4 separate regions of the Mus musculus genome follow, and regions 1, 3 and 4 are each linked to region 2. The links are chromatin loops, found by intact Hi-C in ENCODE. Cell type or tissue: gastrocnemius. All regions are shown on one strand.

What was found. A loop is a pair of places that touch in the nucleus more often than their neighbours do. Peaks named below come from ENCODE experiments on the same cell type or tissue, not always from the same donor. Only the 100,000 strongest peaks of a DNase experiment are listed, where the experiment ranks them.
Region 1: it touches region 2 in a loop (13-fold over the local background); 36 of 42 quality-filtered maps call a loop at or near these places.
Region 3: it touches region 2 in a loop (5-fold over the local background); 31 of 42 quality-filtered maps call a loop at or near these places.
Region 4: it touches region 2 in a loop (8-fold over the local background); 32 of 42 quality-filtered maps call a loop at or near these places.

What each region holds. Positions count from the first base shown.
Region 1 is chr2:148,848,898-148,853,897 of GRCm38, forward strand. It overlaps Cstdc2 (cystatin domain containing 2), which reads right to left and starts at 2,037. Exons shown (of 3, transcript NM_029960.3): 1 at 1,774-2,037. The coding sequence starts at 1,983. In gastrocnemius, CTCF peaks have their summits at 2,442 and 2,642 (motif pointing left); DNase peaks (open chromatin) are centred at 2,404 and 2,630; H3K4me3 peaks cover 420 bases; H3K27ac peaks cover 488 bases.
Region 2 is chr2:148,900,175-148,905,174 of GRCm38, forward strand. No RefSeq gene overlaps it. Among named protein-coding and RNA genes, the nearest start is that of Cst3, 27 kb to the left of the region's middle. In gastrocnemius, a CTCF peak has its summit at 2,269; a DNase peak (open chromatin) is centred at 2,316; H3K4me3 peaks cover 344 bases; H3K27ac peaks cover 1,387 bases.
Region 3 is chr2:148,764,016-148,769,015 of GRCm38, forward strand. It overlaps Cst11 (cystatin 11), which reads right to left. Exons shown (of 3, transcript NM_030059.2): 3 at 4,603-4,781. The coding sequence ends at 4,695. Among named protein-coding and RNA genes, the nearest start is that of Cst11, 5.0 kb to the right of the region's middle. In gastrocnemius, a CTCF peak has its summit at 2,098; no DNase peak of the experiment used is centred here.
Region 4 is chr2:148,749,248-148,754,247 of GRCm38, forward strand. Cstl1 (cystatin-like 1) reads left to right here and starts at 1,114. Exons shown (of 4, transcript NM_177655.4): 1 at 1,114-1,153; 2 at 1,564-1,907. The coding sequence starts at 1,680. In gastrocnemius, CTCF peaks have their summits at 2,823 (motif pointing right) and 3,260 (motif pointing left); DNase peaks (open chromatin) are centred at 1,098, 2,825 and 3,232; H3K4me3 peaks cover 545 bases; H3K27ac peaks cover 1,437 bases.

The sequences.
Region 1 (5,000 bases), 51 kb before region 2:
GCACTGGCATAACCTCATACAAGACAGCTATAACAGGGTCCCTTCAGCAAAATCTTTCTGGCATATGCAATAGTGTCTGGGTTTGGTGGCTGATTATGGGATGTATTATCGGGTGGGGTATTCTCTGGATAGTCCATCCTTTCATCTTTGCTCCAAACGTTGTCTCTGTAACTCCTTTCATGGGTATTTTGTTCATATGGTGAGTTTCTATATAGTGTGAGCTCGGAAATCTTCCTCCTGCTTCCTTCTACTGTATCCCCTTTCTTCTTTGCCTAGTCTTTCACTCTTTCCATCCTTTCTTCCCACAAGACCAACTCTGTCTCTAGCAAAGTCATAGTCTTAGCTCACAGGTAAGGTTCCAGCATAAGAGACCTAACAGGACCAGCTAGGTGCTCTAAAGAGATTTCCAGAGGTCTCGGCTTTGTACAAGCCCTCTGCCTTTCCTTCCTCTGTTGAGGAAAGAGGAATCCTCCCCCATGACCATAGTGTGGCATTAGGAGATGAGCATTGCCATCCTGAGGACATTCTGTGGAGATTCATCACCATTTTAGGATGTTGGTGAATGGGCTATGTGAGCCTGCCAAGGACCCAGAGTAGAAGGGAATTAACTGAGATAAGGAGCTGAGCTGGTAGGTGGTTCTCAGGACAGTTAGCTTGTCCTGACAGTCAGCAAGTTTTCCCAGCCTACCTTTTGTTTCTCTTCCTTTCACTTCCTCATTTTTTCCAATGACTTGTTTGTGCATGTGTGTGCATAAAGCCTAGAGTGACAGCAGGAGTGTTCCTCAGCAGCTCTCCATCTTACCTTTTGACACGGGACATGTCACTGAAGCTGAGGCTGACTCACACTAGGCTGGTCAGTAGCTGGCCCTCTCCAGACTTTTCTGTCTCTGCCTTTCAGACACTGGGATTGCAGGTGTGCATCTCTGAGCCAGGCTTTTTACATAGGTGATGAGGATCCAAACTCTAGTCCTCATATTTGTGTGGTAAGCACTTTACTGACAGATCCCTCTGCAACCCTCAAACTGTTTTAATTTTTTAATATGCTTGTAAGTTGCCCATACTTCTCTAAAATATCACTTGAGCATGTTTCAGTAGAAACTCCAATTAAACTCATTTGATTATCATCATAATCAACAACAACAATAACAGCAACAATGTACAAAGTACAAAGACAAATACAAAAAGGTATGAGAAAAGAATTAAGCAAGGATGGAAGGGGTATACAGAGAGTAATGGGAGGCGAATATGGTGAAAATACATTATGTACATTTATGAAGTGTCATGATGAAATCTGTTATTGTGCATAATAAATATATGCTAGCAAAAACTTTTAAAGGTGCTTTTGACATATCTTCAGTCTTTGCCTATGGGATTTTTGTGTAAATATTTTCTTTGTTCAATAGAAAGATCTCCCTAGAAGTGCTTATTCTGTGAATTATTATTATTATTATTATTATTATTATTATATTGCATCAAAGTCCAGATCTTCCTGTACCAGCTTTCAAAATGCTGGAACTACATTTGTATACCACCATGCCTGATCTAAAATGTATTCTTTAATTAAGTAAGTACTATCATAAAACAGGATAATATTGCATAGTAATTTTTATGTGAGTAAACTTAATTCAAAAGAATATGTAACTTAGAAAAGCATTCTAAACAATGAAGCCAAATGATTTATATGTAACTCAGCCATGGGTTGCAAATGTCTAGCCAAGACAAAAGTGTCCTGCCTGCTTTATCAGAAAACAGCAAGTGGACAAGATCACCTACCTGTACTTTCAAGAAATTCATGATGTGTATCACCCTGTAGGCATATTCATCCTTGCTCTTTTTGTGGAATGCACTCAAAGCAAACTTCACTATGTCAGGTTCACTGACTAGTTTATCGAGTTCGAGAGTATCCTCTTCCGAACACCATGCCTGAGCTCCCTGGACATAGATACCAGAGAGAGCCAGTAATATTGTCCAGGGCAGAGCCATCTTCCCCGCTGGCGACAATATGATGCAGGTTCTGTCTCCTGTCTTTGCCCTTACAGCCCTGTTCCTTTAAGTCTAACCCTTAAATTAATTTCCTGGGCTCCAGACTCCTCCCTCTGGGGATTCTCTTGATCATCACTCCGAGTTCCTTCCCCCTTGGTACCACCTCCCTCAGTCAAAGCTGTTCATTTTCCTCCTGTCCCGGATGGAGCAAAGAGCACCCAGGCAGAGTGGTTTGTAAAGAACAAGTAAGATAAGAGATTGAGGGGCTCCTGATCTGAGTCCTACCACACTCACTACCTGTGACTCACTGGATAGAAGAGCCTTGAAGAGAACGCCCCATGGTCAGGTGCTGAAAGATTGATAACTGGCAGTGTTAGTGAAAGGCAATTTCTGGACGTGCCAGTAGAGGGAGACAGTGACTCAGGAAAAGACAGATTAAAATGGGAAGCATGAGAGCAACTTGATTTCTCTTTATGCTTGAGCTGCAGTGTGGCACAGGAGAGGCAGTTGTCTCCTCTTGAGTTGTTCCTAAGGAATGTTTCGCTGTGCCTATGTGATAGGGAACTTCCCCTATCCTCTCCTAGCCTGAATGAGCATCCTGGTGTAGGCTTCTAGGAGATGGCACCAACACTGAGGTGTCTAGAGTTCAGGAATCCAAGGTGCCAATTATGCCCTCTTGTGGCCATAATTACGAAAGCTCGGGCAGCAAATTGGACTGGCACATCGAAACACCACATTCTCTTTAAAAGAAGACTGAGGCCTTGTCTTCATGGTAAAGTGTGCCTTCAGACTGCATCAGCATCTACATGTAATGTTTGGGGACTGTGAGCGCTGACTCTACCCAGCATGTCCATACTCTGCTGCGATACTGCCCCAGCCTTTTGAAGTGGTAGCTGAGATGGAACACAGAGTTGGACAACAGTCAAAAGACTGATGGTCTTGTAACTCTAACTGTACTGGGGCTAGAAGCTGATGGCTTCTTTTCTCCTTAACCCTCTGTGCTTTATTAAACACTGGGAACTTAACTCTTTATTACTGTTCTGTGCTTAAATATGGACTAATAACTATCATTGTTCCGTGCTTCAATAAAAGCTGAAAACCTAACTCTTTTTTGAAAAAATTTTTATTAGATATTTTCTTTATTTACATTTCAAATGCTATCCCCTTTCCTGGTTTCCCCTCTGAAACACCCTATCCCATCCTCTCTCTCCCCCTGCTTCTATGAGAGTGTTCCCCCACCCACCTACCCATTCCTGCTTCCATGTCTTGGCATTCCCTTACACTGGGGCATCGACCTTCACAGGACCAATGGCCTCTCCTCCCATTGATGCCCCACAAGGCCCTCCTCTGCTACATATGTGGCTGGAGCCATGGGTCTCTCTTTGGATGGTGGTTTAGTCCCTAGGGGTTCTGGGGAGCTCTGCTTGGTTCATATTGTTGTTCCTCCTATGGGGCTGCAAACCCCTTCAGCTCCTTGGGTCCTTTCTCTAACTCCTCCATTGGGGGCCCTGTGTTCCATCCTATAGATGACTGTGAGTATCCACCTCTGTATTTGTCAGGCTCTGACAGAGCCTCTCTGGAGACAGCTATATCAGGCTCCTGTGAGCAAGCACTTCTTGGCATCCACAGTAGTGTCTGGGGAAAACCTAACTCTTAATGCTTAAATAAGAGCTGTGGAAACTTCATTTTTTTATTTCTCTTATTATTTGTACTTAAATAAGCTCAAATGTCTGGCTATTAACACATGATGTTTAGCTGCGGGGGAATTAAGTAAAAGGATGCATTGGTAGAGCTCCTTTCTTGGGTGAGTTAACCTCCTGGCCAGGTGAGAGGCTTGGAGCTCATTAACTCTTTTTGAATCAGAGAGAAAAGAAAGAAAAGGAAAGAAGTTACACAGACAACACATACACCCTAGGTGAAGCAGAAAATGTCTGCACCAGCCTTTTTAAAATTTATTATTGCTTTAGGCTTCTTATATAGCTTTTTGACAAAAAGTTCTTTGTATAAGAAAGAATACCTCTTAGCTAAAATGTTACAAAAAAAGGCGGGGGGGGGGGGTTACAGAAAGGTATCAATAACAAGTTCAAAGCAGTGTTTCACACAGTAAGCTCATTATAAGTTCAAAGTAACAGTTTTTACATGGCCTTGCCTTATCACAGTACACACCTGTGACTTCATCCTTGGATCTGAATGTTTTTTCTTGAACACAGATTTGTTTCAAGCCTATTTCTCTTTTTAGTGTAATTATGAAAGCTCATTTAATTTCTTACTCTGCACTTTTTACTTACTATTAGGAGTAGTGGACACATTCTATTCTTGATTTTTACTTTATTACATCTTTTTAGCAAAACAACTAAGACAATCTCCTAAAGATTTCTTCCTAAAATTAGTTGAATTAAATCAGGAATTCTACAAATTATTAATTCATCTAAACAGCATTAATTCGTGAAAATTCATCTCCATGTTTATCTGCAGGAAACTTGCCCAATAGGTGTGAGCGCCCGACTCCCCAGCAAGAACAACGCCACAATAAGATCCTTCTGCACACGTTTATTGGGAGAGCTTGATTACAGAGGCGAAAGACCCTGAGCCCAGAAATGGTGCTGCTTATATAGGCCTAGAAGTGACATGTCCATACCTGATTGGTTATGCTACCAGTACCTCATTAATATGCGTCGGGCCAGGCAGTGAGTCGGCAAAAAAAAAACTCTTATGCACATGCGCACATTGGTTGTTTACCCATAATCATGGGTGGTGGCCAGTGGTAGCCAGCGCCATCTTGTAATGGCATTTGCGGCTTCCCACAAATAGGGTAGGCTGATGTCTAAGAATTGTTAGGCTATGTACTAGTAATTGAAGAGATAGATTAATAACAAGAAGCAATCCTGGGATGAAGTTTCTAGGGTCCTTGCCTCTCAGAGCTCACCTATTGTAGACCATGTAAAAATAATGCTGGGCCATTTTCAGGAAAGTTAGCCTCTAACCTTTTGCTTTTCCTAAATGGCTCCTGATAATAT
Region 2 (5,000 bases):
ACCAGTCATATTGAATTGGATTTCTTTCTTGGCTCTCGCAAATCGCTCCTCTGCCAGCTGTTAGCATTTGCAGAGACTCTTGTCTTAAAGGTAGATGCTGATTTGAATTTACCTAAAAGAAGGTTACAGCTCTGCTACTTGACCTTCATATGCATGTTGAAGGTTGTAAAGGCGACCAGCAAATACCATTTTGGAAAAACATTGGGGAAGATACAGTGTGGCAAATGGACTAAAATGTCTTGGTTCCACACGTGACCTCAGTGTCTCAGCAGCTGAGAGGAAGCTGATCTTTTCACTCCTATACTTAGTCTGCGGGTAGACTGACATTCAGCTCCCCTACTGAGTTTGGTTCATGTGTTTATGGTTCCTCCCAGATGAAGGGTAGTGGCTGCCTGTCTTAGGATTTCCTCATGGAGCTTGGAAGGGAACCGGAGTTAGTAACCCCAGGAAGCAAGTGCACACAGAGTAATCATTGCCCTGTACAGGCATCCACATCCACACAAGGATATGGATGTGCTGGCAGCTACTTGTACCAAGGATAGTGAGTGAGGCTGGAAGAAGCATGAATGAATTCTTTTCCCAGGAGGAAGTCCTGTCCCTAAGTTCCCCAGCCCATGCATGTCTCAGGACCAATCCCCAAAGGCAAAGGACTGGTGGATGCTCTGCTTTTTTTTTTTTTTTTTCTTTTTTTCCTTTTTTTGTGGAGAAGCCATACTTCTGTTTAGGACACTTTCATCAGGACTGCCATGTTGGGTGGCCTACTTTGGACCTAATAGAAGACAGGTATGGTTGATGACCTACTTTTGTGCTTTTTGTTGAGGAAGGTTTGACTGCTCATAGTTTTTTGTGCCTTCCTTCATAGGAAGTTTAGGAATTGCTTTCCAGAGTGTCATTATATTGAAGGATTCCATTGAATATGCGAATTACTTTGGTAGTATTGAGGTAGATGAAGGGAGACCCACTTTTTTTCAGGGGTACTGAGTAGGTGTTACTCATTCTGCTAGTACTGCACAAATTGTCTTAAATCCTAAGTTTGTCAAGTTCTTGTTAGCAGGACTTTTCTTTTGTACATAAGTAAAGACAGTGGGGAATGGAGCAACTCGACACCTTTATTAGTAGTTATTGGCTTCTTACTGCCAATCCTTGATTGGAAGCACTTCCATTTCAGAGCCAGATGTCTGTCTGACACTGTCTGCAGACCACTTTGAATGCATTGAAGCTTCACTGAGCTAAGTAAGTATACAGCCACCACAGCTGATCTCTTTGAATGCTGAAGGTGCAGCCTCAGCCAGAGTATCTGAAATAGTTTTGTATCTGAGGTTTTACTGTCACAAACTAGTGAACACTGGGAGACACCACAGCTATTCTTGCCTATACCAGAGGGAAGCACTTTCCCTGGCCGTCTAATAGAGGGCCTGCTGTGACTGGATCAGAAGCAAGGTTTAATTTGCATGTAAGGCTCCCTGTGATTGCATGTAAGGCTCCAGCATTGTGATAAATCAGCTCTTGAGTGTGAAAGTCATTGCTAACATAACCACCACGGATAGCTAGGTTTTTGTTTACTGTTATTTTGATGAGCTTTGTAAAGTGCAGCCCAAGAATAAGGAAGATCCAAAGTGGGGACCCAGAATGCCAGGAGGGAGCATACAAATGCTCTAGCACATGGAGAAAAGGAAGCTTTCCCCTGGCTGCATGGGCCAGGAGAAAAGGAATTGTAGACAGGGTATTTTCAGACAGAAAACATCATGGACAGGCAGAATTAAGGGAGATAGGATCCCAGTCCAGAAAAAAGCCAAACTAAAACAAAACATGAACTTGAGCTGAATGAGAATGTGTGTATGATGAACCTTAGTTTTGGCCCTAACTATATAACCTGACTCCATCCCAGATTGATCATATACTGGAAGGAAGAAAATTGATTATACTCACGCCAGTGGTCCTAAGAAGACATAAAGACAAGAGTTGAGAAAGCAGAGATGTGAGATAAAGACGGAGCGAGGAGGAGAGGTCAGAAATCATCCAAGCTTAGGGTTTCACATATCACATATCACCTGTTGTGAGTTCTTCTCACTGAGGCCCATTTTTTCACCCCTATCTTCATTCTGGGTAATATAGTTTTAAGACTTTCAGCTAAAATTGGGAAAATAGAGACTGGTGCTGTAGAAAAGGAAGCTGCTGCCATCTGCTGTCACCTTTGGTCAATGCCCAGTGTCACTAGGTAGTCCACAGCAGCCAGGATAGTGTGTGGTGTGGGGTTCCCCAAGGCGCAGGACAGCGCTCATTTATGTTAGGTGTTCTGTCTCTCACTGAGGACACCGAGTCTACCCCAGAAGCCACCCCCAGTGCGAATTGGGGCTGACTGGGAGTGCCAGGAGCAGAAAAATCACCAGTGGTCCAAGTCTGCCCTCTTGTGGTCATTATCACCAGGTGCAGGATGCGGCCCAGCACTAAGACTCAGCTCAGGATGGGTAGGGTTTCCCCCCCTTAAGGTTCTGCATGTGTGGTTCTTTCCCCAAATCCACTTCTCTCTTTGCGTTTTCATATCTAGTTCTTTATCTTCCTTCAGATTAGATTAAATGTCATCGTCCCAAATTACATTTCCTGATAGTTCTTTTCTCTGTTGGATAGTATTTGGTTCTAAGCCCCGTGAAGACCACGATTTGCTCATCTCATTCCTATAATGAGTCTATTTCTAGCGCAGACCCTGAAAGATGATGGACGTTCAATACACATCTCAGCGAATATGTACTTATACGATGAACATGCCCTTGTGAGTGCGCCAGAGACTTTCCCAGAGTGGTTGAATTCTTTCCACGTGAACCTGATATAGTATTATCTCATGACAGCATCCAGCCAGGCTATAATGACTCTAATAAAAATGTGTTAAAACTGCCATTTTGATTCAGTGGCTAAAGTTAAAATCTATTTTCATTCTTCTACATGCAGACATCCTGTTAGACTAGCACCATTTGTTGAAGATGTTTTGTTTTCTCCTTTGTATGGTTTTGGCTTCTTTATCAAAAATCAAATGTCTATTTTATGTCTGAGTCTTTGATTTGATTCCATTGATCAATGTGTCTGTGTCTGTACCAATACCATGTATTTTTTTATCACTATTTCTCTGTAGCACATCTTGATGTCATGGGTGGTGATTCCTCCTGAAGTTCTTTTATTGTTCGGGATTCTTTGGCTATCCCTGGGTTCATTAGTTTTCCATATGAATTTGAGAATTGTTCTTTTAAGGTCTATAAAAATTGTGTTCTTTGTAGGACTTTATGAAAATGAAGGGAAAACATACTCACACTTATGGGACATAATGAAAGCTGTATTAAGAAGCACATTATGAGCATCAACCACCTTCCTAAATAAATTGAAGAGGTCTCAAGATAGCAACTTAATAGCACACCTGAAAGGTGTAGAACAGCAAGAAACAAACACATCCAAGAGAAGTAGATTGCAGGGAAATAAACAAACTCTGGACTGAATTCAATAAATTAGACACTAAGAGAGCAGTACAAAGAATTAATAAAACTAAGAGTTGGTCCTTTGAGATAATCAACAGATAGAAAACTCCATAAACAAACTAATGAAAAGGATACAGAGAGACAGGATCCAAGTCAGAAAATCAAAAATGATTAGGGAAACATAACAACAGATAATGAGGAATTCAGAGAATCATTGGTCTTGCAACAAAAGCCTAGACTCCACAAAATTGGAAAATCTAAATGAAATGAATGATTTTTCTAAATAGTTACAGATTATCAAAGTTAAGTCAAGATCAGGTACAGCATTTAAATAGTTCTATAACCCTGAAGGGAATAGAAATAGTCATTAAAAGTCTTCCAGTGAAAGAAAAGCCTTAGGACAGATGGTTTCAGCACAGAATTCCAGAAGAGTTAATACCAATACTTCCCAAATGATTCCACAAAATAGACAGAGAAGAAACACTCCCAAACTCATTCTATGAGGCCGCATTCATTCTGATACCTAATCCACACAAAGATTCAACAAAGAAAAACAATTTCCGATCAATTTCCATTATGAATATTAAAGCAAAAATGCTAAAAAAAACCCTTGCAAACCAAATCCACAAACATATCAAAAACATCATCCATCATGATCAACTAAGCTTCGTCCCAGAAATGCAGAGATAATTCAATATATGAAAATCTACCAACACAATCCATCTATAATCAAACTGAAACAACAACAACAACAACAACAACAACCCCCCCCACATAATCACCTCATTAGATGCTGAAAAAGACTAACAAAATCCAAATGACTTTCATGTTAAAGGTTTTAGAGAGTTCAGGTATAAAAGGCACATACCTAAGCATAATAAAGGTAAGATATACCAAATCAATAGCCAACATCAACGTAAATGGAGAGAAACTTAAAGTATTTCTACTATAATAAGGGACAAAATAAGGCTAGGCACTCTCTCCATATCTATTCAACATAGTATTTGAAGTTCTAGATAGAGCAGTAAAACAATTAAAGGAGAGCAAAGTGACACAAATTGGAAGGTAGGAAGTCAAAGTATCACTATTAGCAGATGATAAGAGAGTATATAGAAGTGATCCCAAAAATTTTACCAGAGAACACATACAGCTGATAAACACCTTCAGCAAAGTGGCTAGATAAAAAATTCACTCAAACAAATCAGAAGCTATACTTTATACAAATGATAAACAGACTGAGAAAGAAATTGAGGAAGCAACACCCTTCACAACAACCACAAATAACATAAAGTATCTTCATGTGACTCTAACCAAGCAAGTAAAAGACCTGTATGACAGGAGCTTCAAGTCTCTGAAGAAAGAAATTGAGGAAGATATCAGAATATGGAAAAAATCTTCTATTCTCATGGATCAGTAGGGTTAACATAAAAAATGACTTTACCAAAAGAAATCTACAAATTCAATACAATTCCTATTAAAACTCCAATACAGCCGGGCATGGTGACACACGCCTTTAATCCCAGCACTCAGGAGGCA
Region 3 (5,000 bases), 140 kb before region 2:
CTCATGTTGTTTGGGGCTGGTCTCATAGGCCTGTGTCAAGTTCCAGACTCTAGGAGGAGAGAGGTGCCAGACACAGGCCTCACTTGTGTTTGTAGTGTGGACATATGGAGGCCCTTTGGTAGGTTTACCATCAATGTGCAGACAGTTACCCTCTAGGACTCCAGACTGCAGGCATGGTTCAGTGAGCTTATATTCTCACTTCCCTATAGCTACCTCCTTCCCATGACTCACAGCTCAGCAGAGAGGTCACAGAATGAGAGCTGAGGGCTCTCACTTTGAGCTGAGAGCATGTTGAGTGTACCATGTGATGCTTGGCCAACTCCCTGAGCCTGCCCTGTCTCAATCAGAGGGCAACTAGAGAAACTTAGGGGAGAAGAATGTAGATCCCTAAGCAAGCGCCTCATGTGAACCAAGATGCCTGGAGGAGAAGAGGACACAGGGAAAGAGTGGAAGTTGATACATTTGTACAGAGCCCAATGTACCCTGGCATGCAGATCCAATGCCCACGGGGCCTCTGAAGACCCACATTGCCCTCCACTTTCTCCCTGAACCCACTGAGTCATCTCTTCAGTCTCTAAACACACCATTCCTGTTCACTCTTTAATAATGGACCTGTGAGTGGTTTTCAGGATTTTTTTAATTTTTAATTTTTTTTAGGTAGTGTCTAGGTAGGTAGTTCAAGTTGGTTTTGAATTTGAGATCCTCCTGTCCCAGCATTCCTGACTCCTGGGATTATCAGCACATACCACCATACCTATCTAGTTTCAGTGTCTAATAATACCTTTTAGCAATAAGCATGTGTGAACCTATGTCAAAGGTGGACGTGCACATGTGTCTCTAGTGTTGACCCCATGGGGGTTGCATTTACACAGCACAAGCTACTTTTGAACTTTTTTTCACTTTTCCCAACCTACTCTGCCTTTCCATTGTTATTTACTTCAGACACGGGCATGGTGGTTCAGACTTACACTCTCAGCATTCAGGAGGTTGAGTTGGGGAGTTACTGTGAGTTAGAGAGGCCACTCTGAGCTATAGAGAGATATAGTGTCTCAAAATTATTGACTAAATAAATATTAAGGAAATAAACTATGGTATTGCTTTGAGCTGTGTTCAGATGCTCCGTTCTTACTCACGTTTACATGGTGGACTTATGTTCAGTTTCTGTTTTTTACTTTATGTGATTTCATATTGACACTATCTTTTTAAATTGTATTTGTTGTGTTGTGTGCATGTGTGTGTGTTAAGTGTGAGTGTGAATGCATGTGTGCTCTTCCAGAGGACCAGAGCTCAATTCCAAGCTCACAACTATCACTCTCCTGCTCCAGGAGATCCAACACCCTCTTCTAGTCTCCATGGACATTGGCAGGCATACTGAACACAGGGACATATAGACATATAAGTAAAAATTATTTAAAATTAACATATATTTCAGCGAAAGTCCAGGGCTTAATACTATTAGTAGAACCTGCTGACATTGTACATTGTAGACTATATGCATGCACACACACACACACACGGGAGAGAAAGAGAGAGAGAGAGAGAGAGAGAGAGAGAGAGAGAGAGAGAGAGAAAGAGAGAGAGAGAGAAAGAGAGAGAGAGAGAGAGGGGGGAAAGAGAGAGGAGAGAGGGAGAGAGAGGAGAGAGAGGAGAGAGAGAGAATAATGAGGGAAAACAGCAGGTGCAGCAGATAGAGTTAAGGTGTTTATCCAGTTAGGATTTGCTAAAGATGGCTCTATGAACCATTAAGAACCATGATATCCCTGGCTCCTCTGAGTTGAGGTATCTAGGGCACAACAAAAGGGGAGTTGTGTGGAAGGAACCTGGGGACACTGAAGTTGTGGTGGTCCCACTGTTAATGTGCCACCATGAAAATTGCTTCCAAACTCCTGTGGAGACATAAATCTACAACATGAGAAGAGGTAGGACCTACCTGGACTTTTAGGAGGTTACTGGGTCTCTGTACCCATCAGTGAATGAACTCGTGTGATAAATGAGTTAATGGGTTAATGACTTACTTACTGCATCATGGTGAGAGCCGGTCAGTTATAAAAGCCAATGTAGATGGGTTTCTGCTACTTCCTGCCTCAGGACTCTGTCAAAAAGAAGACTACACTAGATGGTGCTCTTTAACCTTAGACCAGAACCATGAGCCCAAATAAAGTTCTCTTTATAATTTACCAGTCTGTTTATTCTATAACCTAAAGAGTCCAGTTATGTTTCTGTTGTCATATACACACAGCTGTGATCATATCCACTAGAGTGTGGTGGTCACAACAGCGGCCACACTCATAAAGAGAACATGATGTTGGGAGGGGCTGGGTGTTCTTGGGAGGAGTTAGGAGGAGGAGTGAGAGGTGAATATGACCAAAAATACCTTGGATGCATGTTTAAAATTTCTGGAGAGCCGGGCGTGGTGGTGCACGCCTTTAGTCCCAGCACTTGGGAGGCAGAGGCAGACGGATTTCTGAGTTCGAGGCCAGCTTGGTCTACAAAGTGAGTTCCAGGACAGACAGAGAGAATTAATGAACATGTATTTTTAAACTACACTTAAATCCTATATAAGTGGAAAGTACCTTTGTTAGAGTAGAAATTCTGGAATTCTAGTGAGAGAAGGAGTTTTTGCCATTTGTAATAAGTGAAGAAACGGACGTAGAAACTCTTAACAATCTCAGTCCAAATGTCCCTTTTCTAGAATGCACTGGCTAAGAACATTCATTTCACCTCTTGATTTCTCCTACAAATGATCGTCTACTTTCTACTTTCTAATTCCTTAAATAAGAAACATAATACAAATTTTAAATGATACTCGTGAATGTTAGGTTTTATAACAATTGTTTAGCATTTTGTAAGTTCCTTATGCATAATGAGCACAGGATAAATCACAACCAATGTCATGATTAATTCCACAGTTTTATTTATAGATTTCACTCAATGTGAGCTATTTTATTTTATTGTTTGTGTGTGTGTGTGCAAATGTGTGTGTGCATGTGTGTGTACAGGTGCCCATTGATGTCGGAGGCCTTGGATCCCTCAGGAGCTGGAATTCCAGGTGGTCATGAGTTGCCTGACATGGGTCCTGTGAACAGAACCCATGTTCTCTGCAAGAGGGAAGCCCTCTTAACCTCTGAGCCGTTTCTCCAGTCCCAGTTTGAGATATTTTAAACAATACAAGCATGTCTGACAAGTTATTTAAAGTCTGCCTCCAAGTAATTTAATTAATTAAGTAAGTAAGTATATATTCATGTTTTATCCAAAATACTGGTGAACATCTTCAAACTTAATCTAAAGTCCAAGGAATATTGCAAAGAACAATTGTATATTCCCCATCTGCTCTCTAGCTTATACTTTGTATTGACATTATGCATTTCCCTCCCCATTCTTATATTTACCCAACAGTCTCCTTTTCATATGTATCTCAAATTTTGATGAAGACAACAGTATGCTCTACCCTAAACATGTCTGATTGAAAATGAAACGGATTTCACAACTTGTGTTTTCCTCCCTTTGAGCTAAAAATTTTAATATATAATTATACTAATTGTTAAAAATAATTTACCTCGTTTGTGGTATTCTGTTGCTAGTAATAAGACACACACTGGTCCTAACTGCTATTATAAGGTGGTGGGAGTCTAGATCCAGGTTTAGTGTTTTTTTCTTTTTTCTTTTTTTACTTTCTAACAATATTTTATTCTTTTTAAATTGTTTTTATTTGCTTCCATTCCAAATGTTGCTACCCTTCCTGGTCCACCCTCAAAATGTTCCCCATCCCCCCTCTGAGAGGGTGCTCCCACCCCTCACCCACCTATCAACTCTCATGCTGCCCTCCACATCCCTCTTTTTGGCGGGCATCAAGTCTCTACAAGATTAGGCACTTACAGAAAGAGAGGGAATCTCTCAACTATGGACCAGGAGCAAATCCTTGTTGTTCTTTGTGTTCTTTCTTCTCCATTCATACTTCAGTAGAGGAGAGGAGGGCTCTTTGCCAGGTTTCTGTGGGATCCCATCATGGGAGTCCCTTGTAAACATCTCTTGTGTTCAGTTACCTACTGTCAACATCTCTCCACCTCCTTATTTTCCTTCTTCCCAGTTTTCCCATCTTGCCTTAAAACTGAGACTATTGGGCCTGGGACTGTTGCTCAGTTCATAGGATACTTGTGTAGCCTGCATGAAGTCCCGTGTTTGAAACCCACCACTGCATAAAGCTGTGTGTGTCTGTTATCCCTGCACTTGGGAGGTGGAGGAAGAAAGATGAGAAGTTCAAAGACATTCTCAGCTTCATAGTGAGTTCAAGATTAGCCTGAGGCTACCTGAGACCTGACCTCCAAACCAAACCAAACCAAACCAAACCAAACCAAACCAAACCAAACCAAACCAAACCAAACCAAACCAAACCATCTGACAAAAAAAAAAAAATTCTAAAGTCTCCTACTTGTTAGGAAGCTAAAAATGAAGTTCTCCTAAGCATGTGGGTGTAAACAGTGGTTCAGAAAGTATCTGTATTATCCCATTGGAACTCCTAGTAGACCTCCACATTTTCTTATAATAACTGAAGAATTTATAGGGGAGAACTGGAATCACAGCTTGAAGACCATGAAGAGAATAGGCTGACTTTTTTATTAGGCAAATTGAGGGCTTCTATTGATTGCAGGGGGATTGGAAGCATGGAGGATGACACCGCATGTGCTCCAGGACACTCAGCTGATATCGGTACAGTTTTTCTTGAGTATTTTGAATACTTCAACCCAGGGAATGGCGTACACTGAGAAGTAGCACTGGATTTTCTAAAACAACAAAAGACCAATACGTGTATTTTAAAAGACGAACAAGAGCTGGGCATGGAAGTACCCTGTAATCCCAGCAATTGGGAACCTGAGGTGAGAGGTTTATAGTAAGAAATGGGCTCCATAGTTAGACTCGTTCTAAAAAACAAAAGAAACAAACAATAAGTTAAGATAAAGAGGCCAAAATGGAAGGTTATAAGGAAGAGAACATCAAACCTG
Region 4 (5,000 bases), 150 kb before region 2:
TATAAACTATTATTACTGGAGGGACACAATGAAGCTTAGACTAGGACTAGGAGCTCATCAGACAATGGATCCAGCATATGAATCAGATTCAGGAAGAATCACACAGATGATTTTGAGAAATCTCCAGTGCTGGACACAAGGACAAATGCTAGGTGTGGTGGCACACACCTTTAATCCCAGTACTCAGTAGGCAGATCTCTGTGAGTTCCAGGCCTGCCAGAACTCTATAATGGGACTCTGTTTCAAAAACAGAGATGAAAAAATCTAGGCTCAGGGAGATTAAGTAGCCCAGAATCTCCAGAGTACAGCTGGAGCATGAGACATGTGTGTTGCCTGCCATATCACTCTGCTTCTCAATGACTAGTTTTAGTTTTTAACGTTTAAACTTTAATTTTGAAATAATATGAAACTTACAAATAGACTGAAAAGATCCCGAACAAACAAAAGCCCACAGAACCTCGCCTAGGTCTTTAACCTCCTGAAACATTGACATAATCCCAGTACAACTATAAAACTAAGAAGTTAGCATTTCACAATACAGTCACTACAGTACATTCAGATTGTGGTATATGTGCGTGCGTGTGTGTGCGTGCGTGTGTGTGTGTGTGTGTGTGTGTGTGTATGTTGGTGCAGGTAGATGTGTATGAAGGCCAGAGGTTGCTATTGGAATGTCTTACAGCATTACTCTCTGTCTTATTTTTGAGGCTAGGTCTCTCAATGAACCTAGACTTAGCATTTTGTCCACACTGATTGACAGGTGAGGCCCTGGGACCCACCCATATTTGCTTTCCAACACTATGGCTATTAGTGTTCACAGCCCAATCTGACTTTTCTGTGAGTGCTGAGGATCTAAGCTAGGATCCTTATGCTGACACTGAAGAAAACATCTCTCTAGTCCAAGGCTTTGTTGATTCTCTTACTATTGTTCTTTTGCTGGGGGCAAAACATTAGGGTACTGTAATGAGCTCTTAACATACAGGTTGCACCCTGCAGCGATAATTTCTGAGTAAGACTCCTGGCTGACTTCACATGGGGAGCTTGGGGTTACCTCACAAAGCTCTGCTGGGTCATAACAGGATTACAAGGGATAGCCTGGGAACCTGCCAGCACAGTGGGAAACAGCAGAGAGAAATCTGTGGCAGGTAGGAGGCAGGTGAGTAAGGGGACCTGACTGAGGAAGCACAGGGGTTGCTGGTGACTTGATAAGGTGGGTGGAATATACTACGCCAGGTTCCATGTGGTCAATTCCTTTGTCTCAGTTCAAATACAACTTATTCCATAAACTTTCATCTATTTCCATACACAGTGCCCTCTGCTATAGCATGTCTTTATTGTGTGGCTCTGAAGTCTGTTCTTGGGATCACACTACATGTACAGGCAAGGCTAGGGAACGCTCTCATGGCTTGGTATGTGTGCAGAGACAACCTCTTAACCTGGATTGCTAAAGAACAGAATGGCCATTGCTAGTGGCAGGAGCACTGCTCTGGCCCTTGGGAAGTTTTCCATGGATAGTGTCCTTAGCACTTTGGAAGAGTGAACTCAGTGTCTTGATCTCTGCTTTAGGGTCCGTGAAGCTGTCTCCCAGGAAGCCAATGCCGGCAAGACTGCTGTGGAAGGCGGAGAGAACTGTTGCTGCACTCGAAAGCTGGCAGCACTGCAGCTAAGTGCCTTCCGAAGCCATGGAGATGAAGGCCAGAGGTTTGAGGATCCCCTTGCTGCTGTTGCTGGTGACTGTGGTCGTAATGGCTAAGGTGAATCACATCCAGAGGTGGGGGGGTTTCAAGGAGAAGGCCATGAGCAAGAAAAACATCAACTCGACACTCCATTTTTTCATCCGCTCTTACAACAACGCAAGCAACGACACCTACTTGTATCAAGTTCAGAAGCTAATTCAAGGTCAGATGCAGGTTTGTGCTTTGTTGCCCGGACATCAACACAAGCCCCATCCTGCTTCTTGAGACATATGGGGATTTTCTATAACCAAGTCCTGGAAACTCCTCAGGTAGCTTCATGTGCAATGGGTGCACACGATATCTCTGAGTTAAGCAGCTCATTTGGTCATCACAGCCAGGTCGTGACCTAGTCTGGCCTCAGGCTGGAAACTAATCCTTACTACCTTTTCCTTGGCCAAAAGCTGACCTGTAGCTACTCTGCATTGTTCTATGGGAGAAATTGCATTTTGTTCTGCCTACCAGAGGGCAGCATGGGGATGTCTTTTTTTTTTTTTTTTTTTTTTTTTAATGATATTATCTGGAAAAACCATAAGCAGGCTCTGTAGATTCCTTTACTTCCAACAGCATTTTTATTTCTTCAGTGTCCAGGACTGTAAATCAGGATTGAATTTTGTGTTTGAGACATTTAGAGCAACAAGTCTTTGGTGAGAGCAATGGGGTCAGGGAATGCAGCCAGATTAATTCTACCTGTTTTTAGGCACAGTCCTCCCTCCTTCCATGTGAGTGCTAGGATCACATGTGCGTGTCATTGTGCCTTCTCTTTTGTTTTACACACAACTTTGTTGTGAATCTTATCAGTCGAAAGGCGGTAGAGGAAAGCATTTGCTTGAAAACTATTGAGCCAATGTTTCCTCAAGGTCAGATCAAACCAGTCAGAAACAATTCTGCTTCCTAGCTATGCAGTTTTGAGAAGAAATCGTTCACTATGAGAGAAGATTACTAGTCAGAGAGAATGGAAAGCAGATGGAACAGGAGTTAACAGCAAGAAGGGGAAGACATGGGGCCGGGTGGGCAATGTAAGTTTGATAGCTAAAGTTCCTTAATCCCAACACAGACATTCCTGGGGATTCCTTGGTATTATGCACTATAACCACAAGGTGGCGCTGCTTCGTCTTCACTTTGATCGGTTTCCTTAAACTATAATTGAGATACTAATATAACCTGTGAAATCAACCTTCTACCATTAACAGTTAACTAGTCGAAAATATTTTTTAAATGTTTATATGCAAACTTGAAGTTATTTAAAGTGATAAGCGGACAATTTGGACCTGTCACTTGGAAAGGGAGGATCATGGACACAGGTTTCTGGACATCTCAATATCTAGATGTGACTTTGAACGTCTCAATCCTGCAAAGAGGGGGTAGTAGACAAGCGTGGTAAGTGGTGGGCCTGGTTTCACCTTTCAGCTGTTCCCAGCTGTGGAATCATGATTACGCATCATCTAGAATCTTTCCTGCCGCTTCTTCAGAGGCAAAATGAGTCAGAACAGCAACAATTTAGCACAATGCTGCCACCTAGTGGCACTTGTCAAATATTTACTGATATGGCTGTATTCTAAGTGAACAATGGAGACTAATAGTGAGTAAGAAGTTTCATGTGCATGCATGTTTTAGGTTTCCTCTACATACAACCTGCCGATGGCTAGGCAGTGTGACAGTGGTTGGCACAGTTCTACAACATCCCCGTGCATATGTAGAATGGCCACCTTGATGACAGCAGAGGAGCACGTGCATTCTAGGGCATTCCAGGCTAGGACTGAGATTGCGTTAGCAGTGCAGCCATGAGCAATTGCCTTGGGACCTGGCCTTAGGTTTTTCTATGGGGATCATTCAACCAGGATCAAGGTGAATTTTCTGCCTGCATCTCCCCTAGACAGACTTACTATCTCATTAGGTTGGACCACTGGCATTTGGGCACAAGAAGCAGGAGACTCCCAAGAGCTTCTCTCCACTATATGTAGTTCTCTCGAATCTACACATTTCTTTTGAGGTGCCAGACCTGGGTCAATGGCCACCATATTTCCTTAGTGTTTTACTCCATGTGTAGGGCTTCTTTTCCACAAAAGACTCCCCAGTCCCTCTTCCACCACCACCTTCTCCTCTTCCTCCTCTCCCCCTTCTTAGTCTTCACAGCCTTAGGTTTGACCATGAGTAAGAGAAGACAGATGGACCCCTGAGAGCTGGCCCTGGCTGGTGTTCTCTCTGCCTTACCTGGTTAGCACAGCATCATCTCGCACTGTCCACTGCCCCAGGAGGAAACAGATGTAGGGAACAGGGGGTAGCATATCAGGTGGAAAGCTCATGGGAGAGAAAGCAAGGTCGTCAGCGCAGGCCATTCTTCTGTTCTTGGCTCTCTAGCTGTCATAGCTGCTCTACACACTTTGGCAGAAACGTTTAATAACTTAAAAGTCCTTAGGATACCCCCGTGTGGCTTTTCCTGGGGAAACCTGAACAACAAATGTCTACTTACTACAGATAGGGCACCAACAACAGACCAAAGCAACAATTCCAAGAAAGTCTAGCTTAGTTTACCAGTGAGTTTATGGGGGATACTTAAAGGGAACATGGGTGACTCAATAGCAGCTGTATCACCAAAAAAGCCTACTCCAGAAAGGGCTTAGGATCATAATGGCATCTCAGAAGTTCCTGAAGGTGTCACAGGTGGTTCACCTAGCCCAAACCTCTCCTTAATCACCTTGGGTAGGAGACCTTAAGATCTTGCTTTATTTGATTCCTGAATCTTATAAGCCAGCCTCCACTCTCCAGAGGGAAAGTTTCGATTGGGAGGAAATATCTACACAATAGCTTGTTTTATTATTATTTTTTAGATGCATTAGTGGAAGTGCTTCTGTTTTGCTCACAGACTCCACAAACAGTTCGGATACTTATGTGTCCCTTGCAAATGGAGGCTGTGAGGTTATTTTCTCAAGGTTTCAGAGCTGATACGTGGGGAGTGAATGCCTAGAATCAATTTGACTCCTAAACTATAAGTTTTAAAAGACATATTTTCATGTGTATCAATGTTCTGTTTTCAAGTATTTGTATAGAAGTGCACCACATCCACACAGATCTTGCAGAGATAAGTGGAGGGCGTTGGATTCCCAGGAGCTGGAGTTACAGATGGTTGTGAACTGCCATTCAGGTTCTGGGAACCAAATCTTAGTCCTCTGCAAGAGCAACAAGTGCTTTTAACTGCTGAGCCATCTCTCTGATCCATATTTAGATGTATTGCTAAATTGTCCTCTTCTTTCTGATTGACTGGAAAGG